7 separate regions of the Homo sapiens genome follow, and regions 1, 2, 4, 5, 6 and 7 are each linked to region 3. The links are chromatin loops, found by intact Hi-C in ENCODE. Cell type or tissue: endothelial cell of umbilical vein. All regions are shown on one strand.

Region 1 (4,000 bases), 660 kb after region 3:
ATATTCATTGCACACTCAAAGCCCAGGAGGTAGCTCATAACGGATGCCACCGTGGAGCCTGGCCGGAGAGGTCGTCATAGCTCAGTGTATAAGGTCTGGGATTCTGCCGGCGGCTTTGCAAATGATGCTCGATCACTTTTCTTCATAACTAACTACTACCTGATACTTAAAAAAAAATGCTGTGATCTCTTACTAGTTTCTTTTTCTTTTCTTTTTTTTTTTTTTTTTTTTGAGTTAAAAAAAAATCTGCAAAGGAAATATAGCGGAAATAGAATTTAAGGAGCCAGAATAAAAATGGATATGTTCCCATCGGGCAATGCTGAGGAAAGTGGTTGCAAAGAGGATGGCTAGATCTGAAGAGACTCCAATACTGGACGCCCCACCGTCTGCGAGAGAGGAGACGTTGTTTCTTAAGACTTTATGGCTGCAGGATGCGATTCCCTATTCAGAACCCATTTTAACTGGAATAACGGTGGAAAGGCAACGTGTGAGGGAGCGGTGGGAATGGGGACCCCAATTTGGCCAATGAAAACATGAGCCACTTTCTGGCATTACATAGGGCACTCCTTAAAGAAAAACAGGCAACTCTAGACTTTAGAATCCCAGAAATGTGCGGAAAGCAAGCTGTCCTCATAATGGAATGTTATTTTTTGAACTGCAGGTATAAGCCTATCCTGCTTCCTCTAGTACCTGAGAAAGGTTATTAAGCCCAGGAATCAGAGGATACATGGCTCATTCCTATACTACAGCTTAGTTTACATAATAAATGTCATGTCATATTACGTATCATGTCATATTACACAAACGTCAATGTCTATGGCATTTTGACAAACGTTTTCAACTTCCCCATGGTTTGGTTAAGAAATCATTTCACTTTTTCTTCTGAAGCTGGTGCTTCCAGCCTCTTGCTGCCGGCACCACCTCCACCTTCACCTGTCCCCCTGAGGCAGCCTCTTGCTGTCCTCCTGGGGCACACAGCCACAGCCCACCTCCGTTTCCCAGTTGGCATAAGAATTCTTAGAGGTTTCTTCGGCTATTGTAACGTTTTCTTCTAGTGCAGTTTTTCAGTGTACACTGTTACGAGAAGACTCATTCAAAAGACCTATAAGAATTCTAATTATTTGTAGGTTTTACTAACAAGTTACATGGTGATTGTGAGCCATTGATGACTGGCAAAGAAAAATTACTTTTGGCCATTTAAAAGTGTATCTCACTTTGATATTTATCTCATTTTACCTCTACCAAGTCACCTTGATCACAGAATAAAGCGTCATTTTGATCAACCTAATGTTATGAATAAAAAAATACAATCCTCCTTCTACCAAATAGATATTGACCCGGGGCATGGAAGGCCATGCTGATTTTAGGTTCATCTGCAAACTCCCTTGTGATTTCATAAGTGCTTTAAAAGTAGTTTTCAGATTAAATATAGGATAACTATTAGGAACACAGTCTTTGGAGCCCTACAGAACATGGGTTTGAAGTCTGGATTTTCCATTTCCATTACCTAATAGTACTATTACTTAATATTATTCCTGTTCAAAATGTGAGTAATAGTTATGGTCAAAAGTGCATGCTGAGAATCACATGGAAAAAAAAGTTTACAGCTTACTTAGAAAAGAGTATAAAGTTGATAAATACCAGCTATTATTCTTGTTATTATTAGGTATTTATAATCTCTTAGGCTACCTTTAACTGCTGCGCCTCCATTTTTCTAGGTAAAATATAACCGGCAAAATGTTACTTGGATAATATTAACCCTAGAAATAGATAAGTAAAAGCCATTAGTGCCAAGGACCTGGAGAATAACTGAATTTCAGTAACCTGTACTGCAAATTGGTACATCTGCCATTGTTGTATTTGAATTTAAGATCAGCTTATTCCTTCGTGTCAGAAAAAGGCAATTTTTTCAATGTTTGTTTTCCCAAATAGCCACCAAAACAAAGAGATGAATGAAGTCCCAGTCCTTTCACATTTGATGAAATTACATAAATACGTAGCAAACATTGATGTGGCTTGCACATCATCCAGAAGGTTGAAGCTGTGGCTCTGATGAGGCTTCCCTCCTACTCCCAACCACACCACAGCATATGATGTCTGCTCTATGTCGGGTGTTTCTGGGCTTTCAGACAGTGAGATTTTTAATGCATTTGGTGTGAGTCATGAATGTAAATGTCCATATCTGCCTGTTCTCTGCCTCTCAAAGTCCAAGATCTAAACAGCAGTTTCCCAACCCCTGCTGGGCCATCTTTATAAAGTGCTTCGCGCCATCTAGCGTCCTATGGAGGCATAGACGTGGGACTCCGTGTGGAGGGAACTGGCTCATCAGCCACGTTGCAAGTAACTACAGCACAGAAGAGCAATAGAGTCAATTATTTATTTTACTTTAGATATCGCTGAATTTTGAAAAATTAACTTCCTGCTTAAATCCACTGATTTTCAAATAAGCCACATAAAATTAAAGGTCAAAATACCTTTTACATTCTATTAGGGATGCAATCAAATACTGTTTTGCTTTTATTGCGGAGACTTTCGTTGCTGTGTTTTTATCACTTGCAGCTGTCGTTGTGTAAATACGCTTTCTCACAATGAGGGCTCTCTTAGGATCCACTTGAAACCACAGCACGCTTGCACGCTTCTCACAGTGCCTCTATCACTGTAACTGTTGTCACGCCTCTATATTTTTCATTCTTCTCTTTTTTTCAGATTGTCTACAAAGCCTGGCTCTGTTCCCAGTATTTTGAAGTCACACAGTTTAACTGCAGAAAGACAATTCCTTGCAAGCAATACTGTTTGGAGGTTCAGACGAGGTGTCCATTTATATTGCCCGACAATGATGAAGTCATCTACGGAGGCCTCTCCAGTTTCATCTGTACAGGTACAGTGCCGGGTGGGAGTCTGTACACCAGTCTCCGGTGGTTTTGCTTTCTTGTGTGATGTTTGTTTGCTTTGCTGTTTCCTTTCACTGATATAACCTTGAAGATGCGGCTGGTAGTTTTCCGCACTTTCACTAATAGAAGCACCGAAAGCTCCCCTCAACAGGTCTGGAAATGATTCAGCTTCTGTACCACATGGTCTATCTGTAACTGAGACCACAGTTATTCACTGTGTGAAAGAAGAAATCTGATGGCAAAATATTAGCAATCATTAGATATACTTACATGTGACCTAGTATAGGTTAGATTCAGCCTGCATTGCCTTTGAATTCCATAAGAACAGGAGATGTGCTAAGGCCAGTGAAATAATGCTTTTCAAATTAGTCAGAAGTTTATGTTCTCTTGCCTATTTTCTTTTATTTTATTTTCTGAGAATTTTTATGTTACTTTATCTGTAAAAAGTATTAAGAGCATTAAAAATATCTGCCTAAATTGTACGTGTGTGTGTGTGTGTGTCTATTAGAGCCACACAACAAGTCTATCCATTAAACGATGTTTACTTCTTTCAGCAAATGAGTCAGACTGGGCAAAACACCAATATCAGCACTCCTTTTCTGGATATTTATAAGCATTACATAATTTAGACAGAATAAGATATAAAGAGCAAGAGCCTTTTTTTAAAAAATAAAAAGATAATTAAATGGTGAGAACAAGATACTTTGCCAGGGTGGTGTGATAATCCGAGTGGTGGCTCTGCATTCTCTTCTATAACAATAATGCTATAAGGCGTCCCTGGAATTACGTGGCTCAAGCTGTAGCACGTTTTGTTTTCAAGTGTAAGGATAAAACACCATCATATGTGTAGAGACACATGAAAATGCTCTTCTGACATTAGACTTGCCAAACTCCTCTAAAACAGAGTAGCATATTAAGATGCTCAACATGAGAATTTATCAAATTATTTCAGCATCGCTTATTTACATACGTATTCATTAGCCACAGTGTTCTAAGTGATAAGCTATCAAGAGATAGTCTGCCAAAGCTCGCCCTAAGAACTGGATGAGTATTTCTTTCTTTTTTTTTTTTTGAGATGGAGTCTCGCTCTGTGTCACCCAGGCTGGTGT
Region 2 (4,000 bases), 490 kb after region 3:
TCTAGCCTCAGAGTCTCAAAACACCATTCTGTAGTATCCCATTGGTGGCCCCATTCATCATTCTGTGTGTGTGTGTATGTGTGTGTGTGTGTGTGTGTATAGCAGGTTGCTTTATAAGAACATGACTATCGGGAGGGGGCATCAGGTCACTTTGGAGGCTGGCTTTCACATTTATTTCCTTGTTTCCCAATACTACTCCCTACCCAGGTTGGGTAAATTCTCTCTGAATCCTCTCTAGAACATTCTTTTCTTTTTACTGTGATAGTTTATCAGGATGAGAGGATAATATCCTGTGTTGATACTTTCTTCAAACTTAGAGTTACTTTTTTGTTCTATTGGCTCTTTTCTTTATAGCATTCTCATATTATTAGAAATTAAACTGATAATTCAAAATCAAAGCTTAAGTCAATTTCCTTATATACCTATTATTCCATTTTTTTTTCAATTGATGGAAAATATGCAATATATTATTACACGGAGCAGCAGTTAATCATAACTGAAATTGAGCAAAGCACAAAAATGAGACATTTCCTAATTATTTACATGATAGATACTTTCTGGAATGACTTTGCTTGTTTAATATACATTTTTTATAAAAAATATTTCTGTAGAATGTGACCAAGTATTTTCCAGAGTCTCTTCGAGAACATGAAAAAATATTAAAATAGCTTTCAATTTGTCTTCATTAGTGTTCAAATAGAAAATGTCAAATGAAGCTTTCATATGTTTATTGAATATGATTAGGCAGGAAAGAATTGTTGATTTTGAAACCACATACTTGAAAGCTAAACACATAATACATATGCACATACACACATGGTATCACAGCCGAAGACATTTATTTGCTTTTACTTATTTTTATTCTTTGGATAATAGTTGCTAAAATTTTAAATGTGTTATACTTATCCTATTCAAATTAATGCAACTGAATTTATGTAATACTTCTTTTTCTATAAAACTAGGGAAAATATAATTGAGCAGTTTATACAGTTAGAAGCTATATTAAGGTTAATTTTTTAAACCAGTGGAGGATACTCTCTTAGTCTGTTTTGTGCTGCTCTAAGAGAATAGCACAGACTGGGTAATTTATAATGAGCAGAAATTTATTTGACTTACAGCTCTGGAGGCAAGGAAGTCCACGACTGAGAAACCCACATCTGGTCAGAGCCTTCTTGCTGCATCTTAACATGGTGGAAAGCATAACATGGGAGAGAGAGTGAGAGAGTTCAAGAGGGGCCCAAACTCACCTTCATAACAAACCCACTTCCATGATAATGACATTAATCCATTCATGAGGACTCTGGCCTCATGACCTAAACACCTGCCATTACAACCCGCCTCCCAACACTGTTGCTCTGGGGATTATAATCATCGTGGTATTGCTAGTGAAACTACGGCACAGCCTCAGCCTCTAGGTCCAAAAGACAAGGGTAAGTCTTAGCGTCTCATTCAGAATATCTGTGAGCAATACCATGTTGATTATAAAATGTGTCTTTTCAAGGGAAAGCTGCTTAATATCAATAATAAGTTATTTTATACAGCTTAGCTTGTAATATAAAATCTGAAACATTGAGAAATAAATTATATTTTAGAATTTGATAGAGGATCTACTTATTGATCTCCTATTGGATGGGAAGTTAACCCAATAAAAAGGGTCCACTGAAGTCATGTGCTGAATGAGAGCAGATAAATTCTTCTCTGAAAATAGTTCCCTGCTCCTGATGGTGAATGTTTTAGACAGAATTTCCTCACATACCTTAGAGGGATGATGTAAGCAAGCTATGCTGGGGAGAATGATGTGTTTGTGGGATGGTGACTGGTCCAGGTTGACTACAGCAGAGAAGTACTTGCGTAGGAAAGTAGACAGAGAAAACGACACTGATGGATGTTACAATATGCATCCTTTATAATTATAAAATAACATGGAAAACATGCTAATGAAGGAATCATTGGAAAATTCAGAGAAGTGAATATTTTAATAAATCAATAATTTTCATTACAAAGAAAACGTCCCAAATGTTTTTATTTTTGCTTTGGCAATAGGAAAAACTATGTTCCATTTTAAGGGATATTAAGTATGTTAAAACTATTGATCACCATGGGCAGTCTCATAATTTTTTCAATGAATGTAACTTGCTCTAAAGAAGGTAGATTCTTTTGATGAGTAATCTTGACCTTCTCCCATGCTCGGCCAGATTTATTTGGCCTTTATACATTGAAACATGTGCTTTTTGTGTGGTGAGTCAGACTAAATCTCATGGTCCCAAAAAAAACGAAAACAAAAAGGAAAGAAAGAAAAGAAAAAGAAAGAGATGATAGTGTTGCCCTCTTGTGGCTATTTCAGAGACCAGGTTGATGCTTAGAAAGGCGTGAGTGCTGAGTATCTTTTGCAATCAGATGGAGTAGCCCTGGAAATGTGTAGAGCCCTTTTTATTCAGTCTGTTTAGGAATACAGCTGGACCCATTGGCTGTGGCCCCTTTTGGGCTCCACCTTGCATCTGCTGTAGGAGGGACAGAGCAAGGCAAAGTGATCCCAGGGACTGGGATCGGAATCCCAGCTCTCACTGAAATGTTAAGTCACTGAGACACTAAAACACTGGAAACTCAGTCAGTTCATTTACTCTGATCCATTCCATGTTAGGTCTTTCACCTTTCTTGGGTCTACTCTCCTTCTCCAGGTCTCAACATCTGGTATTCAAAATCTTCGATCTCCAGAGAATTTTGAGCTGGTTATCAAGAGAACCTGGTGCTAGTCTCACATCTACTTTTCATTTGTGATCTTTAAAATATGACGTTCCTGTTAGGTCTATTCTTCCTTAATGAAGAATGAAAGGAAGAGAGAACAGGGACCCAACATTTAGTGAGGTGCTAGTAAGAACCTTGTTCTCTGTTAGATGCTCTGTATACCTTATATGATGCATAATTGCTCATGTCATGATTATGTAACTCACATAATTACATGAACTAATCCCAAAGGGATCAGAGCCTGTATTATTATCATCCCCAGTTTACAGATAGAGAAAGAAAGGTTCAGAGAGATTAAATGACCTCATTAACAGATGCTAGCAGTAGAAAATTTAGGGTCCGATTCAGTTGTATTTGCTATCCCAGTAATTGGTATTACTAGGAAAAAGAGAGTTAGATTAATAGTTACATGTATTTGGGAAATGCTGAGCTAAATGAGTGTTTAAAGATTTTCTTAAGAGTTTCTTGGGACCTTTGATATCTAAACCTTCATGATGATACATTATTGCAACTTTTCAAGCATGTTTGATAACAGATTGGTAGGTATTCTGTAGAACACATTTTTAAAGCATTGATCTATCACCAAATGTTTTCTATTATCTTATCTAATTGAAGATCTTCATTGATTTACTCCATCTCTAAGAGCTATTGTTTGAAATCAAGTTTGTATGACTATCTTTTATGATACTATACTATTTATTTTGTTGTTGAAATTTCATTAAATATTTATTCTCTGCTATATTTCAAATGCCTAGAGGGCAGAACTTAATTTGCAAATGAGTATAGTGCCTTTCAATGAATAGGCATACTGTGAATAGTTGTGGACTATGAGAGTAAAATGATGTGGTTATACGCAAATTATAATTTATATTTCTCTGTGCCTGCAATATTCATGGCTGGCATGTCATTTGTCCCATAGAAGTTTTAATTGTTGCAATAGAGGCATGGCATATCTTACCCTGAAGGGTATCTAAAATAGAAATCACAGACATCACAGTATTGTCAGAAGGACTTGATCCAAAAGAAATTTTAATGTTTTTTGAATTCCATGTACATTGTTTAAACATGAATATTGGAAGAAATTGTGTGAGTCTGAAAGACGAAAGAAACAGGGACTTTAGTTCATCTCGTAATGATTTTTTTTCCTTCAACACCTTTCCTGTTCTGCGGCTGTGCAGGCTATGAGGAGACCTCTCTGCATCTTGCTGCGCTCCAAGGCAGGAGTTCACAAAACAGTGCCCTATTCAGCTCAAAG
Region 3 (4,000 bases):
GATCAAATAACGTAAGAGCTTTGAATTTTTGAAGGTTATAAACATAAATGACCCCCTGAACAGTAATCCTGGAGCTATGATATACATGTAGATTGTTTCTGCAATGTTTTCTTGTTCAGAGTACATCCTGTTAGCAGATCCCTCAATATAATGTATTTGCAACTGTCTACTATTCAGCAGCCTTCTGAAATGTGCTGGTGCTATTAAACTTCTCTATTCCATTAGTCACACTCCTAGGTAAAACCTACGTAGGAGTTTCTAGACTCCACAGCCTGATTTTCCTGATATAAATGAAACCTACATTCCAGCCAAGCTATTTGCTCTTCCTTGCCACTATGCAATATTTTAGCTGATAAGCTAATAAGAATCAACATTTACTAATCTAGTTAACGCCTTCTCCAAACATATTTCTCGTTTTGATTTTAGTGAACAGTGATGTTCATGAAAACGAACATTGAAGTCACAATCTAAATTTCCTTAATGAATCCATCTCTTTCAGGAGAAAAGCCAATTTCCTTTGAGTATTATACAGTATCATTCATAACAGAGCCCCAGCCTTTCTCTCCAGCCTCTTCCCTTACCCCCTCCCAATATACAGGTCACACACAACACAGCCCACTTATCTGTCAGTAGTCCTACCAGTGCCCTGGGCTCCTTCAAGGTCCCAAGTCCTTGAAATTTGCTGTCCTTCTGAATTGTCCTTTTCTCCTCCCTAGAAGACTTCTTTCTGCTCCCGTTAAATGTCCCCAATTCCTATCTATCCCTAGTCCCTCTTAAAATCCAACTGGAGTTTACTGCTCTACTCTGAAGTCTCAAAACATGCTAATCTTCACAGATTACCTTGTATTGTAATTGTTGGCCTAGTTAGTATTATCTGCCCCTTGACTAAGCTTCAAGAGGCCAGACTTGGTCTTTTATCTGTCTTCCAACAGTTCATTCTAGAACCAACACACAACAAACAAAAGTCAAATTGGTTCTCAACAGTTTACTTTCAGTGGGCTTGCGTCCTTAAAATTGTCTTTTATAAAAATATCCTAATTCATGAGAAACATTAGAGGAAGGCAAGGCCCAGCTTACTTAAAAATAATTAACTATAGTCTGTTACATAAAGTAAAAATAGATTAAACACTATTATTTTAATGCAGTATATAAGACTTTTACTAAGTATCACTGAACTACCTTCTGAGACATGATTTTTACTAGATCTGAATAGTAATAAGATAAGTCACAGAGTCTTCTTTTGCTTCGGTTCCTTGTTTGATAATTATGAACCTTTAAATTTATATTGTTTATTTTATTTCCCCTAGTTTTCGTTCTCTTTCTGATTTAATCACACATGCAGAGTAAGACATTGGATGCTAATAATCTCAGCCACCATTAAAATGTTTGTGTCTGATTAAAATTAATGCATTATTGAAGGGAAATATATTATTATCTAATAAGTGTGGATGTGTATTCTATCATACTTCAATCCTTCGAAAATGCTGGACTAGTGAATATCACAAAACAGGAAATTAGTAATACAAAATAAAAATGTTAGGAAGATGCTGTAAAATGAAAATACTGATTATATCTGGGTGTTGATATCACCATGACTTTTTAAATTGCTCTTCTGATTTTTACACCTTTTTTACAATGCACAAACTGTACTTGTATAATAATAGTTATGTCAGCGAGAATGTATGCACTCGTATTTAGTTAAGAAATATTGTGGCATGTACAGTACAGTCCTGATTAATAAACAATCTGGTTAATAAATAATAATTTTGTCTGTATTATGAGGAAAAACTGACATTACTCAGAAATTCAACACACTGAAATCGAAAGTACTAGAATGATCTACTTACACAAATCGTCTTTTAAAACACTACATGACACTTGAGTAAACCAGCCATCAAACAGGACGCGGCTTTTGGATGATCATTACCTATAGTTGGTAAGAACTGAAAATTTTTAGGGGTAAAATTTAGTGTATACAGTACCTTATTATGCAGCAGAAGAGGCTAGTAGGTCGAATCCTGCCCAAGAGGTTTTGCAATTTTCTCTTTAAAAAACACCTACTTCTCCCGCATCCCCAACACCCACAGCGCTCCTTAAAGGAAAATGGATACGGATGCCCCATCCCTTTGGTTTCTCAATGCATTTTACTTAGAAAGAGGTCACCTAGTAAGACCCATGTGGTGAATGTGCACCCGGGCGGGGCATGAGGGTCCTTGGAAAGCACCGCAGAGAGGGCGACACCGCAAACCGCTGTCCCACGCGACCCCCGGGGCGAGCCGGGGCAGCGCTGCACTCGGTGCGCACCGGCAGCGTCTGGCACCCACGCCACCTGCTGCTCCCGCGGGTCTGGCAGGGGCAAGGGGCGGAGTGGGCAGGATCTTCAGATCAAAGGAGACCGATGCTTGCCCACGGCATCCAGCGTAGGAGCCGGAATCGAGGTGACCCCAGATTTTCCCAGAGTGTCTGTCTCCTTTCCCTTCTCAGAACTCCGAGAGCCAACGCTAAGGGGCACCAGAGGCTCAGACTGCGGCGGCGACTCGCAGGCACCCAGCTCGCCCGCGGCTGCGGAGGTCCTCGGAGGAGCCCACCCGGGAGGGGGTCTGGACGCAGGCAGCGGGGGCAGAGGGAGGGTCGAAGCCGCTCCAGAGGGTCCAGGTCCGAGGAGGAGCCCTCGGAGACGCGGACGGTGCGCGCGGAGGGCAGGGCTAGGCAGTGACCCCGGGTGGCACAGGGCTTACTGTTTCTTCCTAAGACTCTATGAGGCCACTTCTAATCGTTTACTTTAGAATAGGAAAGAAAACATAGACAAATGGGTGGCTGTCACCCAGGCAGCTACACGGTCGATGCAGGTGCACAGGCGTGCGCGCCATTCTCCCGTGTCACACAGCAGGACGGAATAACTGCACGCACTGGGAGCGATGGATCTCGCGGTCCGGGATCCGAGACGCATTCAGAGACCAAATGTCACCTCATCCCTCCTCTAGCCAATTCGAGCTTCCTCCGCGGACCCCCACCTTCCATCCGAAGTGGCTCGGTCCTTAGTTGAGAGGACTCTGCCCAGACCCTCGCACCAGTAGAGACCTCTGCCCGGGCGCCTGCAACTCGGACGCTTCCCGGAGCCAGAGCGTGCGGGCGGCGCGGCCGCGAGGAGCCTCACCGGCCATGCCGTCCGCAGTCTGACTTTTATTTTTCTCTTCAGTGATTAAAACAAAATATCGTGGACAGGGGGACAGAAAGGAAAGAGCAGGCGCCTGAGCCCGGGGAGCCGGGCGGGGGCCCCCGGGCCCCGCGGCCCCGCCGCCGCCCGCCCCCGCGCGCCTTCTCCCTCCTCCCGGGCCGAGCCGGCGCCACTGCGCCAGGATGGAGCGAGCTCGGCGCGGGAGGAGATGACGCAAAAGCCAGCGCTCCCCCCAAAAAAGTGTTTCTCCAGGACGAAGATGGCGGCAACTTAGCCCGCGGACTGAAGATGACTGTGGCTCTCGGGAGGCCCAGCCCAGGCGATTCGGCCCGGAGCTCCGCGGGAGGCGGCGTCAGCAGTCGGAGCCCCGGCGGCGGCGCCCGCGGGCGGCCCTGCGGCAGCGGCGGCGGCGGCGGCGGCGGCGGCAGCACTTAGAGCGCGGGGTGGGGGGTGGGGGGGAGGGAGCGCCCCGCCGGAGGCAGCCCAGGCTCCGGACTCTGGGAGAGCCAGCGCGGAGCAGGAGCGGGAGGCGGAGGAGAAGAAGAAGGAGAAGGAAAGGAAGGAGGAGGAAGAGGAGGAGAAGAAGAGGAGGAGGAGGAGGAGGAGGGGAGGCGCTCCGGGCGCCGTCAGTGGGCAGCGGAGGCGCGGCATGCCCCTGGCAGGGGAGAGCGGGCTGGGCTCCGCGGGGCCATGGGGACCCGCGCGCTGACAATGCCTGGGTGACCGGAGCCGCGCCAGCCACCCTGTCACCTCCACCATCGCCCCCTGCACCCAGCCTCGCCGCCGGCCACCAGCACCAGCCTCCTCCGTCTCTCTCTCTCT
Region 4 (4,000 bases), 220 kb after region 3:
TAGGATTTTGAGTTCATGCTGTAATGGTTTGAGATTTGGGGGATATTAGGATGGGATTGGATTCATTTTACATGTGGGATGGGCACCATCCTTTGGGGCTAGGGAGGCTGACTTCTGTGTGCAAAATAATGCCACTCAAAGATGTCCAATCATGAATTTCCAAAAGTTGTAAATATGTTGAATTTCATAGGAGAAGGGACTTTGGCTATGTATTGTGTATATGTTAAAGAAAGCTTAAAATTTAAAACAATATTATATTTAGTTATCTTCAACTTTGAAGAACCATAACTATTTCTCTAATAATAACATTTAAATATGTTAAAAGTCATTAAGCACATAATGACCTTTTAAACAATCTTAATAACAAAGGCCAGAATGACAAATAGAGCAGTGTAATTGCACACAACTCAGAATCACAGAAATTTAAATGGGACAGAGTTAAATCCTTAGGTAATCCAATCTCCCCATTGCATTGATTAAACTGTGGACCAAAAGCTTAAGTGAATTGTCCAAAGTCCCAGTCCAAGTAACAGAAGAGTACTCCGTCTTTTTTTAGTGCTAAAGCTAGAAATTGAAGTCAGTTCTGCATCATAAGTATTTTCTTCAGCAAAGCATAATAAAGTTATTTATAGAGTTAAACATGTTTATATCTATAAAGATTTTTTAAGTCTTCTAGTTTATGATCTCACATTCATTAAAATGGAAAACTTTCAAGTTTAAAATTAGCTTTGATATATTCGCAAAGAGCAGTCTCTAGAGTCCTGGTTGAAGAACTGAACATCAGAGAGTAAGATGCCTCCTTACTTCTTTCCATCCTTCCCTCTATTCTGATGTCTTATTTTAATTAGACTAGATCTCAATACTTGAACTGTAGTAATCCTCAAGTGTATATTGCAAACAGTTTTGTGGAATGGTTCCTTAGGAACCTCACATAACAAGCTGAGTTCAGAGACAGCGGGAAGTCCTGGAAGGTGAAGGTGTGGGTGGGACATCAGTTTTATTTGCTGAGAAGAGTTAAGTAAGCTGAAATGTCTGCTCCATTTCAAAACTAATTAATACTCCATCCTGTGGAACAGGCTAGTTTTAAAATATTCATTTAATACATGTATCAGTAGAGGTTTTCATTATTGCAACAGCATTATGATCTTAATACTTTCAAACATAGTTTTGCTTATTTCAGAGAACTCCCAACCCTCACAAAAAGAGGCAACTCAAGTCTCTAGGACATCAAAATACTGATGAAAATCTCAGATATTTATTCAAATAAGGTAACAAAAAATTGAGTTTTGTGGCCTGACATTTCGACGTTGTGTAATTAGAAAAGCACAGAGTTTTAAAGCATCCCTGGCATGACCTATGGTCATTGCTTCCTGACTATTGCTCCGTGCAAGTAAAGAATACAGAACAGAAACAGCCCGGGACTAAATGTCAAAGGCCAGAGGTTATGTACCATGTGGCTCTCAGCAAGGTCTTACTCTCTCTCCACATATGAAGCAGGCACAGTAACTCATTTTCCTTTTATCTCATCATTAAACAAATCAAATAAAGCAATGAATTTATAATTCTTTATTTTTTTAACCTTTGTTTAAGGTTTGAGGGTGCATGTGCAGGTTTGTTACATAGGTAAACACATGTCACAGGGGTTTGTTGTACAGATTATTTTATCACCCAGGTACTAAGCCCAGTATCTAGTAGTTATCTTTTCTGCTCCTCTCCCTCCTCCCACCCTCCCCCGTCAAGTAGACGCCAGTGTCTCTTATTTCCTTCTCTGTGTTCATAAGCTGTTATCATTTAGCCCCCACTTACAAGTGAGGCATGATATATTTGGTTTTCTGTTCCTGTGTTAGTTTGCTAAGGATGAAATAGTCTCCAGCTCCATTCATATTCTGGCAAAAGACATGATCTCTTTCTTTATTTTTTATTTTTATTTTTTCATAAGTTATTGGGGTACAGGTAGCATTTGGTTACACGAGTAAGTTCTTTAGTAGTAATTTGTGAGATTTTGGTGTACCCATCACCCGGGCAGTATACACCACACCATATTTGCAGTTTTTTTCCCTTTCCCCTCTCTTCTTCTCCCCAAGTCACCAAAGCCCATTGTATCATTCTTATGCCTTTGTGTCCTCCTAACTTAGCTCCCACCTATCAGTGAGAACATACGATGTTTGGTTTTCCCTTCCCGAGTTACTTCACTTAGAATAATAGTCTCCAGTCTCATCCAGGTCACTGCAAATGCTGTTAATTTGTTCCTTTTTTTTTTTTTTAATGGTTGCAGAGATTACCGTTCAAATGGCAACGTTGGCCAAGAACATCTGATTTTGCTAGAGGAGACTCGAAGTCGCAGCCACTAGGTGGCGCAGCCTCATCGCTCGCCCCCTTCAGGCCAGGTCCGGGTGGCCAGGGGTACCCTGGTTCTGTCAGGTGACCTTCCTAGACAGGCACTATCGACTTGGGGGGCATCTGTAATGACTTTACCTTATCAGATAAATCGAAACTATATCATTAATGACAGTGTAGGATATGCCACCAGGGACAAAAACTCCGATCTTTGACTTAACAGGCAACTTTTAAAATACTCATTTTGAAAATGGGAGAATCAGCAGGGCAAATTTAATCTGCTTAAAATCCAGAGTGCCTTTTCAAGTATTTTTTAAAATCTGTAGTTCTTTAAGTTCTATAATTTATTGGCCAAAGTAACTTACAAGTATTGATAACAGTCCATGTAGCATTATCATTTTGGATGGCAAGCTGACGGGTAGGGGCCAGGGCCTAACCTGTATTTGAATCACGATGCTTAGTTAGGGTCACCTTTTTTGGTATAGACTGCAGGACACAGCACACCACAAAATATAGTTTCCTAAAAGACAGAAAGTCTCTTATATACAAAGTTGAATACCCTGTACTATCTCAGTTATATTGTAGCTTTCCTTTTAATTATCATTCAAGGTGGCCATGACATTTAAAAAATAATTTTCCAGGATACACTGTTTTTATTTTCTGTGACTGTTCAACTTACCACTTACTTGAAAACCTTTATTTGCACATAAAGAGGATTGAATAAAGGTAAGTATATGTAGCATTCACTAAATATGCCTCTCATGAAAGGTAATTTATATGAAATAATTAACTCTACAACCCAGGACTTAATTGTACATGTGTGGCAAAGAAAATATCTGATTCAATCATTTTAAACAAAATAAAATATAACTGGAGAAAACACAACTGCATAGCCAGTACATCTTAAAAAAAGATTATATAAATTTTATCACATAGCATTGAAAACCAAACAGAATACAGCTCTTGCTGAATTCCATATTCATATGCTTCTTGATGTTTTAATCTACAGAGGTATGACTCAAGATGTAAAAATCTGTGTATGAGAATCTGCATATCTGCATAAACAGTGAAGATTGACAGTTCCCACATGGTGGGATGAAAAGGAAAGTAACAAAGTTAGTTAATAGTATAACTGGTGGTATACTATTTATTTAACATTTAAAAACTGTGCTGTTAAGAGAATGAAGAAATAAAACATAGGTTGGGGGAAATATTTACAAAACATATGTCTGATAAGGGACTTTTATCCAAAATGTAAAAAGAGCTCTTAAAACTCAACAACAAAGACAAACAGTACAAATTTAAAAATGGGCAAAAGGTCTGAAAAGACTCCTCACCAAAGAAAATATTAAGATGACAAATAAGCAGATGAAAAGATACTCAACATTGCATGTTGTAGGGAAACATAAATTAAAACGATAATGAGATACCACCACACACCTATTAGTATGCCTAAGATTGGAAACAATGACAACAGCAAATGCTGGCAAGGATGTGAATAAACAGGGACTCTTATTCACTGCTAGGGAGAATGCAAAATGGTTCAGCTATTTTGAAATATGATTTGAGAGTTTCATACACAACTAAACATTTTTACCATATTAACTAGCAATCAGTCTTCTTGGTATGTTCTCAAATAAATTAAAAATTTATACTCACACAA
Region 5 (4,000 bases), 290 kb before region 3:
CGGGCAGTTGGCAGTTTGCATATCACTACCAGATAAATCACCCTAAATATTTATTTTTCATGATATTTCTCTGCATTTTCCTAACACTTATAAAATAAATTCTATACTTCTCTGCTTAGATTTCAAGACTTGATAAATAGCCAAAATGATTGATTATTGGATTGATTTAGATTTCTACTTATATCCAAAAATGAATATTATATCATATACATAAATTTGACAATAGTTTAAAAAGCAAATGTTAAAATAATATTCTATAGTGATTATATTGCATGTAGAAAATACAAATAAATTCTCTTTTTTATGAGTAATGGCACTTTAGACTAGTCTTAGGTTAGAATATTCTGTAATATATAAGACAGAAATTTTAAAACTGTTTTTGAAGAATTCATTCCCTAGCTCAAAGAAGAATAAATTCAGATAGTTAACCGGAAGTCATATCTTGAGACTCTTAAGTGCATTAATAAGCATGTATTAACTATGACCTGGGTTCATTTTCTTAACATTTTTGAAATAATGTATAATTAATTGATTCCCAAATTCCTTCATGATTTTTTTTCTTAAGACTGAATTTACCACTTGAACTTCAGCATTTGAAAGTTCTGTAGATGTGATATGGTTCATGGATTGTTTACCTTAAAGGGGCCCAAGAAAGAGATTCAGGGCTCTGGTAATGGTGGGTGTGTGTGTGCATGTGTGTGAGTGTGTGAGAATGTGTGTGTGAGTATGTGTGAGTAGGTCTCTGTGTGTGAGTGTTAGTGTGTTTGTGTGAGTGTGCCTGTGTACGTAAATGTGTGCGTGTATGTGTATGTGTATGAGTCTGTAAGTGTGAGTGGGTCTGTGTGTGTATGTGACCGTGTCAGTGTGTATGTGTGTGTGTGTGGGGGGGGTCTGTGTGTGTATGTGTGTGTGTCTGTGTCTGAGACAGTGTGTTTCAGTGTGTGTGTGAGTGGGTCTGTGTGTGTATGTGACTGTGTGTGTGAGTGTGAGTGCATGTGTGTGTGTGCGTGTGTGTGATGGATATCAGGATTCTTCCGGAAAGAGCTTTGTAGCTTTCATATCACTCTCAGTGGGGTCCTTGACACTCAGTACATGAGCCTGATGCAGCGCAGTCCCTCAGTGGGGCTGAAGTGTGCTCAGACACACAACGCTTTAACACTACAACTAGAGGGAACTCCATATTTTCCCATCTGGTGTTCTTGGCCTAGTGTTCCTTCCAGACAGAGTCCAGCATTTAGTAATCTAGTGGTTATTAAGAGATTTGAGCTAATCACTGTCATAAATGACACTTATAAATGTGTCCTAACCCCCACCACTCGTGATTTTCCCCCTTCAGGGGACGGGCACTTCAACGTCTTTAAGTACTCATCTTATGAGAGATCTCGTATGTCCTAAGATCCTATTTGGAGTTAAGTACTCTTAAATCACGCAGAGTTACGTCTTCTATGCATCTTTTATAAAATTCGACCACATTATCTTCTGAGCTGTCATATGCATTTTTATCTCTGACTTTGGATCCAAGCTTAGAAATATTATCTAACAAAAACATGTCTCCCACTATAGAATCCCACACTCTGAAACATAAGTCTGATAACTAAGGCGAACTAATGAAAGATTTTTAAAATACATTTTATATTTTTCCTTAGTATTCTGAGATTATTAATTTTTAAAATCTCAGTGTCAGCTACTCTTTTATTCATTTTTAAAAATTTTATACTAAAGCCTTTCTAAATAAGAAATGGTTTACGATATCAATAATTTAAATTCCTTTTAATTTAAAAGAAAACCGATCTTTTAAATGCTGCGTTTATTTCACATTCTAGTTTCATTATGATGCCCCCTGAAGTGTGGATTTGTAACTAAGCGAGTGTCTATGGTCATTATCCTAAAAGCCGTGAAGCTCCTCATCACACTGGGGTCTTGCAGCCGACTATGTAGCTTTTCCAAGGGTCTTAAGATCACATGCAGTTATTAATAGTGCCACCTAGTGACAGAAATTGCTCAGATGGCTATTCTTTGAACGATTTGAATAATATATTTAGCTTTCTTTATTTTGCGTAAATATAAAATTATGTCAAACAACACAGCAATGTTAATCACATCCCGCGATGGGAACAATTCCTGATGGGTCCAGCAGGTGGCAGCATGTATCACGAAAGCACAGAATTGCCACTTAAAAAAAAAATCTGTGCCAAGGCTGCGCTCTCTTTTTTCATGTGACTGAGTTTTTCCACTCTTTAATGTAAAAGGAAATGTATATCTATGTTAAAGATAAAATAACTTTTCAGAATGGGGATAATATAGGGCACTAAGTCATAACGATAGGACTTTTACTGAGGACTAATTCCATACTTCCATTCTAAGTACCTAATACATATCATTGCGCACAGCACGCTTTGTGTTGATATTATGACTGTGCCCATTTTACAGACAAGAAAATTGAGGCAGGGACTTTGCCCGGGTTTTCACAGCTACTAGGTGAAGTAGGTGGGAGTTGAAACCAGACAGTCTGGTTCTAGTGTTGCTTAACTGTTGGAAATGTAAGGGATTAAAATTAAAAGTATTAGGAAAAATACTAGTTTTTAGAAAAGAGACCTGAATGTTAAACTTAATTCAAAACTATCTTTATTGTGTCCCTGAGTTCCACGGGCTCTATCTAACTTCAAGCTGATTGCCTCCTCTTAGCTGGATCTGCACTGTGACTAAATAACAGAACCCCACTACTGGGGAAGATGTTAGAGTTTACGGAATATTCATACTCATACTTTTTTCTTTGTGTGAACATTAGGAGGAGTAAAGACATTTAAAGATTGCCTTTTCTTCCATTTTTAAAATGTATTTACTGACAAATCTCCCAGTGTCCTCTCTCCCTGCAACTTTATTCTCACCCTGAAGTACTTGCTATTCTCTGAATACAGTTCTTACTTCAGTTCCTTCTTCGTATTTGTTTATCTTGTTTTCTAAACCTGGAGGCAGCTCATCTCTCCCTGTCCCCTTTCAATATTGGTCACTGGACTAATGTCAATATTGACCAAAGGAAAAGCAGCATGTGAGGGCAGGGACATAGGGGCAGGAGAGTGTCTGAGGGTCTTGTATAAATAACAGCATAGGTTTTAAAACCAGTGCAACAAAGCCTTCTCTTGCATTGTTAACTCTGTGGCGTAACATTTTTTTCCCAGCTAGATTATAAATTCCTTTGAGAGGTGAGGCCACATATGAGTTAACTTTCTGCACCTCCCAGCCTTATCTACTAATACTTCACATAGTACTTTCCTCCCAGCAGGAATTCAGTGACTGCTGTAGAGGGTGAAGTGGTGCAAAGTCCAGCTCAGTTGTGGTTTATCAAGCCTGAACTTAAGCACCACTCACCTTGTTTTTTAGCAGCTGTGGGCCAACAGGGAGGCTGGATAAGTGAAAATCAAGCAGAGATTCTTTTCCTAACTTTGGAGAGAGAGTAAACAGCTGCACGATATATGAAAAGAATAGCAAGGTGATAAAATTCACAGTTTACAAAATAAAGAATAAGCTCAGATATGCTCTGCAGGCCACTCTCAAGACCAAGAGGTAGTCCCCTTTCTTACCTATAGACTAGAAGAAAAATTAAAGCACACTCAAGCATAGGAGATCTGTCCATATGTAGCACAGGTAGGAAGATCAGTGAGCTCAGGAGAAACTATCTATTAAATGAGCTTCAGGAGGAAGGTAGGAACAGTAAATAATAGAGAGTAAGGCCCAAATCCTCTCACCCAGAACAGTTGGCTCTTAATCTTGGCAGACTCAATGCTCCCTGTTAATAATAAATATTTTATTTTATTTTATTTTTTGAGATAAAGTCTCACTCTGTCGCCAGGCTGGAGTGCAGTGGCGCGATCTCGGCTCACTGCAACTTCTGCCTCCTGGGTTCATGCGATTCTCCTGCCTCAGCCTCCCAAGTAGCTGGGATTACAGGGGCCTGCCACCACGCCTGGCTAATTTTTGTATTTTTAGTAAAGACAGGGCT
Region 6 (4,000 bases), 130 kb after region 3:
GTGCACCATTACTTAAAGAAATCACATTGTAAACATATGTAATGGATATTGATGGTATCAACTTAATTTTTAATGTATGATTGTTATTGTTATTATTAGCCACATAAGACCAAAGTTCTGTAGGGATGAGTTTGAGAACTGTTCCTTACCTCAAGCTTGTGGTCATAGCTATCCACGTCCATGTCTTTCTGGAAACTTGCTCTGTTTTTCCTTGTTCATTGATAAACTAGAGAATAACCCATTTTCAGGTCTTGGGTTACTTTTGGCTTTAAGTTCTCTCCTTCAGAGGTCCTCATGAGCCAAATTATCTCAGCCAGTTTCTCATTCAGTCACTCTTAATTGTACCATCTGGGTCCTGGAGCTGACTCCTGGACCTGGCTCCTGAGTTGTGTGTTGGTCCTACACCTGTCAATTCCAACTAGACAGTATACCAATTTCTAAATGCAGTGTTTCAGAAATGAACTTAGAAGTGCTAAAAGTTCCCTTGTATTATTGCAAGATATTTCTCTTCCCGTTTATAGTACCATCATTTTCTCAGTGTTAAATACCTGTCATCATTCAAGCTTTCTCACCTGATTGCTCCTACATACGATAGTGAATGGGTTAAGGTAAGTACTCAGTAGGCATTTCTTATTAATAATGAAAGCATTTATCCTTTATATATCTTCACTTTATCCACAAGACAATATGTAAATTAACAATAAATTGATTGTTTCATTGATCATTGTTTTCTTTGGCAAACATTTATCCTAGGGGAAGCTGAATTAGGGTAGGAAAATACTTTTTGCTACATTGCTATTTGGGGAAACAACACTGAGAGAAGGTCTCCATAGTTAGTGGAATTCCAGAATCCAATTAGCACCAGAATGAAATGTAAATAATAGGTCTCAGAATTTTATGTCAAATGTGCTGTGGATGAGCCCAGACATATTTTCACAAATTAGTTGTCTTAATGCTGATTTTATTTTGTTGTATTATAATTCACAAAACGCTACTGATACCAAACAAGAGAATCAATGTGATTCCTGGTATGTAGTAGGACCACAGTGATGTGTATTGAATAAATGAATACATGAATGAATAAACATCATGATCACTGCCCCCTAGCTGTTGAATTTAATGATATTTACAGTTGTTCTTTACTGCCTTCATTTCTCTCCTCCTTTAACCAAAAGAAATAGCTTATCCTTCTCTTGTACATATTCCAAAGCATATATTTTATTCCTTCCAATGGAGATTCCAGCAGGGTTTTCATTTTCTGATCTCTAAAAAAGCTAGCAAGGATTGGCAAAGTAGTCCACCAATTTGGCAAACTGTTCTTGAGCCAGTGAAGCATGGAAAATGATGCCCATTTATAAAATGATCACAGAAACAAAGTGAGCACATTCAGTAATATCTAGAAGTGTCCTAGCTTACTAATAATTTGATTTATGGAAAAATGTTTGAAATTAATAGGTAAACACTTTTAGTTTTCTGTTACATGTGTTTATTTTATTATCCTTTGCCTGTGAGTCTGAAAGATTGTGATGAATAATCTAATAATAGATGCTATGTAATTTCAAGAAATTCAGTGTAAATTATATTTAGTTGATTTTAAGTATTTCCATACTAAATCCCCCAAAGCAAAAATAATAATTTGCAATTTTTATCTTCTAATCTCCAAAGATAAAGAGGACAGATATAATATTACCAACAGATGCCTCACAGACTGTATCTCTTCTGATTCTATTACATCTTCTATGGTTTTGTTTCTGTTTGTAATAAGGTGGCCCCATTCTGCATTTGTCATTTCCAATTGGAAAATGCCTAGTTTTCTATATATTCATATAAATATAATTTTACTTGAGATAAATAAAAATATTTCTCAGATATAAATTGTGCAATGTATATATTGAGTTATACTGATTTCAGTGCAGCAATTTCCAACCTTTTGGCACCAGGGACCGGTTTTGTGGACAATTTTTCCACAGACTGGGGGAGAGGGATGGTTTCAGGATGATTCAAGTGGATTACACTTATTGTGCACTTTATTTCTATTATTATTACACCATAATATGGATCTCACCATAATGTAGAATCAGTGCAAGCCCTGAGCTTGTTTTCTTGTAACTAGATGGTCCCATCTTGGGGGCATGGAAGACAGTGATAGATCATCAGGCATTAGATTCTCATAAGTAGCACACAACCTAGATCCCTCACATGTGCAGTTTACAATAGGGTTTGCGCTTCTATGTGCATCTGATGCTGCCACCGATGCGACAGGATGCAGAGCTCAGGCGGTAATGTGAGCACTGGGAAGCAGCTGGAAATACAGATGAAGTTCCGCTCGCTCACCCACTGCTCACCTGCTGCTGTGTGGCCCCGTTCCTAATGGACCTGGGGTTGGGGATTCCTCCACTATAGAGTTCAGTTTCTTGAGGTCTTAATAAATTGCTATTATACTTTGTATGTTCGGGATGGCATTAGTCCGTGTATTTGTCCATGGCATTAGTCATTGTGTATGTATTTGTTACTATATTTTCCTGATGAATCAGTGAGGGTCAATATCAGTAGGTGAGACAATTTGTTCAATGTATAGATCAAAAACTCCGCAGCCAGATTTTATATACACATGTATATAATATATAATATTATATATTTTATATGTTATATATGAATTTATACATATGTAATATGTAATATTTTATCTTAATTATATATTTATATATTATATATGAAAATATGAAAAATATATATATTTTTATTTTGCTTTAAGTTGTGGGATGCATGTGCAGGACGTGCGGGTTTGTTACACAGGTATACATGTGCCATGGTGGTTTGCTGCACCTATCAACCATCATCTAGGTTTTAAGCCCCGCATACCTTAGATATTTGTCTCGATGCTCTCTCTCCCCTTACCCCTGACCGCCTGACAGGCCCTGGTGTGTGATGTTTCCCTCCCTGTGTCCGTGTGTTCTCATTGTTCAACTCCCACTTATGAGTGGAACATGCGGTGTTTGGTTTTCTGTCCCTGTATTAGTTTGCTGAGAATGATGGCTTCCAGCAAACATGCTCTTTGATTATAAAACTGAATTTCAGTTTTCTCATTGAAAATTATACTGAACTCAGCTGGGCGAGGTGGCTCACACCTGTAATCCCAGCACTTTGGGAGGCAGAGGCAGGCGGATCACGAGGTCGGGAGTTTGAGACCAGCCTGGCAAGCATGGTGAAACCCCATCTCTACTAAAAATACAAAAATGAGCTGGTCATGCTGGCAGGCACCTGTAGTCCCACCTACTCGGGAGGCTGAGGCAGAATCACTTGACCCCAGGAGGCAGAGGTTGCAGTGAGCCGAGATCACACCACTGCATTCCAGCCTGGGTGACAGAGCTAGACTCCATTTCAAAAATAAAATAAAGAAAATTTTACTGAACTCTTTTGAAAATGTATTGATTTCATTTCTAAGTGTCCTTTTATTGACCCATTCTAAGAATGAAGGGGGAAAGTTTTTAATAATCTACTTTTATTACACAAAGTGATATTGTAGTTATTTCTTTGTTTATTCTCAGGGTATTAATTATTTGATCCAAATTGACTGTTAGAAGAATGAGAAAGTGTCTGGGGACAAGGGAACGGGGAGAAAATGGGTTATTTTGTGAAGTCCAGGCTTAAGATTGGAATCTTATGAGACTAACATAGTTGTTCAATTGGACCAATGGATTTAAGATCATGAGTCCACAGAATGCGTAAATGCCACTTAGAACAGGAAGTGGTGACCTCTTATCCAGAAGAAACTTCTCATAGGCATGAATCAATATCAATTGGGGGAACATTCTAGAAAGTGTTTTCGGTCACCTCCTTTTCTGGCAAGACATAAATGAACTGGATATCCTATTAATAATTTTAATGGGCATTCCCAAAAATGTCACAGTTATTCTTAGAAATAAACACTTAAATGAGACGGATGATAAGTGACCAATGGTGACTTATGTTTCATTTCACTGTACTTCTGCAGTAAAAT
Region 7 (4,000 bases), 660 kb after region 3:
TTTGGAAGGCAGAGACAGGATTGCTTGAGCTCAGGTGCTGGAGATTGCAGTGAGCTGTGATCCTGCCACTGCACTCCAGCCTGGGCAGCATAGCGAGACCCTGTCTCAAATGAAAAAGAAAATGAAAGAGTGCACTGCTGGACCTGAGCAAGGAGATTTCTACTCCTGTCCATCACAGCTGCCTGCCCGTTGCTTATAAGAGTCCCAGACATGGGCCCCAGAATGGGTTTCATCTTGGATGATGTTAGAATAGAGGACAGCTCCCAGAGGACCACTGGCTAAACTGTGGAGTGGCTTGTCATGCGTCTAAGGAAACTAGTAAGACATATGTGCATATAATTTGTTCCCAGATTTTAAGTTGCACATTTTTGGATGTCCGTCTCCTACAAATGTACACGGATTTTTAAATAGTTTACATTATAAATAAGTTTGCAAGTAAATGTGAGCCATTTACATTCTGTTTTTTTTCTCTGAAAACAGAATAATAAAAAGACCAGTGTAGTTATAGCATCATTTAATCTCATACAAAATATTTTAATAAATATATCAAAGTTTAAGGGAAAAAAGAAATGGGAAGGGAGATGGTATGCCCAGAATAAAATAAAAAAATGAGAGTAGGTTATGAAACCAAGTAAAATGCAGTAACTTCATCAAAAAGAATTCACCAAGTAAGGTGACCTTCCTCTTGCCTCCAGCAATTTTTCTTTTTGAAAAAAATCATCAAGCATTTGATTTCCACTCTAGATGTTAAAATGCAATCATTTCTCACTAAGAATTAAAGGAATAGGTGGAGTTTCCTTCAAATTCAACAGATTTAATTATAATGGTTTTCCTACTATTTGAACTGCATCCAATTCACAGCTTCCAGAAGGACGGAGAATTCCCTCTAGGATATCGAGGATTCTTCACTTACTTTTCTTATTGACCTCAAAAAAAAGTATTCTGTAAGCACGTAACTGCACATGGCCTGATGACAGATACTGTCCATGTGAGCATCAGTTTTCTTCAAGGTGCTTCTCCTTAGTGACAAACCAGTGGCATGGTGATTCCTTTTCTTAGCGTTCTCTGTACCCAGAATCTTAGAGATCTCAAGTTCTTCCTGTCATTGTCCTATTGGCTATATACTGATACCTAGGATTCCTATTATTCACAAAAAAGGGAATATCACCCCTTGGAATCAATGAACAATTTCTGTAAATGATCAGGAGTTATTTACCATTTTGGTCACACTTACTAAATTCAGTATCTCGTGCATCATTTCTTTATGGTGCTCACATCACCATGTACCAAATTTGAAAGTTTTAAATGTATATATTTTTGATCATCTGCTACCTATGATCCTTTAGTAAGCCAGGAACTTACTTTAAAAAATGAAATATCTGAGAATGCATGTCCATTACTATAGAATGCTTTTGATTGAGGATGTTACAGAAGGTCATGACCAAATGTTCTAACCACGGATCTTGATGACAAGCGCATCCCCGTGCATATGTTTAATTCCAATTCTGTCTTAGGAGATAAAAGGAAAGACACTTTGCCTGAGATTTCTCTTGAATTTTTTTCTATTAAAGAATAAAACTGACACGTGACTAAAGAAATGTTTTAAAAATTAATTGGAAAGAAATTCTGAGGTGCTGTCAGGGTGAAACATGTCATTTAATGTTAGGCATTATTGAGCTAAAATTTGTCAAGGTGGGTTCTGTTGGGTTTGCAAGCTCAGTTCGCATAATGCAGTGCTATTTTAGAAACTCAGTTGCTTCATCTTTAAAGTGAGGGGGTGGAAGTCGTTTTTGGATTCTACGATGTCAACCCGTCATCGTGGTAATTACGTGGGCTTCCCTCTCCACACTCCCTCGCCTCATTCCAGAGTCCCCTGGAGAAATCCTTGATTGCTTACCTTTAACAGTGAACCAAGCTGAAGAAAACAGAGGCAGCAGAGGAGCACAGGCTGTGGGTGCTATGGTAACAAACATTAAGAAAATTATCATTTGATTGATAGATAAAATAGACCAGCCATGATTTACTGCTCTCTTACAGAGGGAAATTATTGAAGGAATAAAAGTAAAAGTTGGTCTGCTGGGGGTTACTGACAATGGAGATAAAACATATTTTAAGAATTCTATGTAAATTCTGCATTCCATTTTTTTTCTTTTTCTTTCTTTTTGAGCTGTGACAGGAATAAGGTTATGTTTCTGTCTCTGGGGAAAATACTGTGGGCTGCTGTTGTTCCTTACTTGACAGGCGGTTGAGGCTGCAATGGGAGATGGGCGCCCCCTGGTGGCGACTCTGCGCGCCTGCAGAGAGTCTGAAAGGACGTTCACTGCCTGCAGGCAACGGAAGGGAATAACCTGAGGGGAGGAAATGCATTGATCTACATATTGATCACATTCGAAGGATTTTTTTTTTAAATGTTTGGCATCTCACGGTTTACTTGTGAGTGACTTCACAACTGCAAAAGAAAAAACATTTGCAAAAATCCAGTCCTCACATGACCAGTGAGTTGAGAAAGATTTTTAAAAGACAAAGATGTTCTCATAGGTGGGAATTGAACAATGAGATCACATGGACACAGGAAGGGGAACATCACACTCTGGGGACTGTTGTGGGGTGGGGGGAAAGGGGGAGGGATAGCATTGGGAGATATACCTAATGCTAGATGACGAGTTAGTGGGTGCAGCTCCACCAGCGTGGCACATGTATACATATGTAACTAACCTGCACAATGTGCACATGTACCCTAAAACTTAAAGTATAATAATAAAAGAAAAAAAAAAGATGTTCTCATTAGAGGAAAATTTCAGTAGAAAAAAAAAATACCTCTATAGATTTTAATTTGAACATTTATGCCGTTTCAATTTATTTATTTTCCCCTGCGTATGCGTATGTTCATTTAATTTTTTAAAATCAGGTTTTTTTTTCTCTGAAAACAGAATAATAAAAAGACCAGTGTAGTTATAGCATCATTTAATCTCATACAAAATATTTTAATAAATATGTCAAAGTTTAAGGCAAAAAAGAAACGGGAAGGGAGATGGTATGCCCAGAATAAAATTTAAAAAATGAGAGTAGATTATAAAACCAAGTAAAATGTAGTAACTTCATATGTTCGTGACATCTTCTTCCATTAAAACATTGTACTTTTTGAGGTTTATTTCAGTTAATATCTTTAGGTTTGAGTTCAGATCATTCCTACTTAAGATTACTTTTTCTGAATTCTATATTCATAAAGATCCCAGCAGGTCAAGTTTGCCTTTGGCAAGAGAATGTATGTAGGGAATAGAGGAGGAATTAGGATGTCTGGATTCTGCCAGTAGCTATGAATTTTGGAAAATCGCCCCCACTGTAAGGTCTCATTGCCTCACCTCCACAAGTGGCTAAGAGTACTGAGCCCAGTGCCAGAACACAGTGCCCAGGCCTGCTGACAGCAGAGGCCCGAGCTAGATGGGACCCCATGTAGTCCAGCCTGGTGGTGCTTGCGGAGCGGCAGGCGCAGCTGCAGAGGAGAATGAGGTTTTACGCTTGTCTGTGTGGGGAGAGGAAGACAACCTGCCTCCAGCTCACCTGGGTGACACTTGTTGGAGAGCAGGGAGAGCTTGTGGGCGCCCCTCTCTGCCTCCAGCTCACCTGGGTGATGCTCGTTGGAGAGCAGGGAGAGCTTGTGGGCGCCCCTCTCTGCCTCCAGCTCACCTGGAGAGCAGGGAGAGCTTGTGGGCGCCCCTCTCTGCCTCCAGCTCACCTGGAGAGCAGGGAGAGCTTGTGGGCGCCCCTCTCTGCCTCCAGCTCACCTGGGTGACACTTGTTGGAGAGCAGGGAGAGCTCTGCCTCCCTCTGCCCCCCTCTGCCTCCAGGCATGCTGACAACTGGGCAGGCCCTGCATGAGCTTGCTCACCTCGACAGCCTTTGGGGAAAATTCTAACGTAGTTCAAGTTATCCTTCTGCTTCTCATTGCTACACCTTGCCTGGTCTAAGAGGAGAAATGAAATGCATCAGACCAGGGAGA

The links. A loop is a pair of places that touch in the nucleus more often than their neighbours do. Peaks named below come from ENCODE experiments on the same cell type or tissue, not always from the same donor. Only the 100,000 strongest peaks of a DNase experiment are listed, where the experiment ranks them.
Region 1: it touches region 3 in a loop (9-fold over the local background); 23 of 110 quality-filtered maps call a loop at or near these places.
Region 2: it touches region 3 in a loop (9-fold over the local background); 11 of 110 quality-filtered maps call a loop at or near these places.
Region 4: a loop joins it to region 3, with 10 times the contacts of the local background. A loop is called at or near these places in 4 of 110 quality-filtered maps.
Region 5: a loop joins it to region 3, with 3 times the contacts of the local background. A loop is called at or near these places in 7 of 110 quality-filtered maps.
Region 6: a loop joins it to region 3, with 8 times the contacts of the local background. A loop is called at or near these places in 5 of 110 quality-filtered maps.
Region 7: a loop joins it to region 3, with 11 times the contacts of the local background. A loop is called at or near these places in 23 of 110 quality-filtered maps.

What each region holds. Positions count from the first base shown.
Region 1 is chr13:107,209,462-107,213,461 of GRCh38, reverse strand. It overlaps NALF1 (NALCN channel auxiliary factor 1), which reads left to right. Exons shown (of 3, transcript NM_001080396.3): 2 at 2,707-2,878. Among named protein-coding and RNA genes, the nearest start is that of SNORD31B, 110 kb to the left of the region's middle. In endothelial cell of umbilical vein, a CTCF peak has its summit at 2,284 (motif pointing left); DNase peaks (open chromatin) are centred at 2,251, 2,701 and 3,451.
Region 2 is chr13:107,372,022-107,376,021 of GRCh38, reverse strand. All of the region lies in intron 1 of NALF1 (NALCN channel auxiliary factor 1), which reads left to right. Among named protein-coding and RNA genes, the nearest start is that of SNORD31B, 53 kb to the right of the region's middle. In endothelial cell of umbilical vein, a CTCF peak has its summit at 2,334 (motif pointing left); a DNase peak (open chromatin) is centred at 2,311.
Region 3 is chr13:107,866,909-107,870,908 of GRCh38, reverse strand. NALF1 (NALCN channel auxiliary factor 1) reads left to right here and starts at 3,413. Exons shown (of 3, transcript NM_001080396.3): 1 at 3,413-4,000. LOC124903206 (heparan sulfate glucosamine 3-O-sulfotransferase 4-like) reads right to left here. Exons shown (of 1, transcript XM_047430833.1): 1 at 1-4,000. The coding sequence ends at 3,449. RefSeq lists an enhancer at 2,377-2,945. In endothelial cell of umbilical vein, a CTCF peak has its summit at 2,491; DNase peaks (open chromatin) are centred at 2,528 and 2,838; H3K4me3 peaks cover 1,949 bases; H3K27ac peaks cover 1,153 bases; H3K27me3 peaks cover 439 bases.
Region 4 is chr13:107,648,659-107,652,658 of GRCh38, reverse strand. All of the region lies in intron 1 of NALF1 (NALCN channel auxiliary factor 1), which reads left to right. Among named protein-coding and RNA genes, the nearest start is that of MIR1267, 120 kb to the right of the region's middle. In endothelial cell of umbilical vein, a CTCF peak has its summit at 2,351 (motif pointing right); a DNase peak (open chromatin) is centred at 2,368.
Region 5 is chr13:108,153,821-108,157,820 of GRCh38, reverse strand. No RefSeq gene overlaps it. Among named protein-coding and RNA genes, the nearest start is that of LIG4, 60 kb to the left of the region's middle. In endothelial cell of umbilical vein, a CTCF peak has its summit at 2,128 (motif pointing right); a DNase peak (open chromatin) is centred at 2,130.
Region 6 is chr13:107,738,068-107,742,067 of GRCh38, reverse strand. All of the region lies in intron 1 of NALF1 (NALCN channel auxiliary factor 1), which reads left to right. Among named protein-coding and RNA genes, the nearest start is that of NALF1-IT1, 95 kb to the left of the region's middle. In endothelial cell of umbilical vein, no CTCF peak of the experiment used is centred here; no DNase peak of the experiment used is centred here.
Region 7 is chr13:107,203,774-107,207,773 of GRCh38, reverse strand. The region is part of intron 2 of NALF1 (NALCN channel auxiliary factor 1); the gene reads left to right. Among named protein-coding and RNA genes, the nearest start is that of SNORD31B, 120 kb to the left of the region's middle. In endothelial cell of umbilical vein, a CTCF peak has its summit at 2,288 (motif pointing left); a DNase peak (open chromatin) is centred at 2,243; H3K27ac peaks cover 76 bases.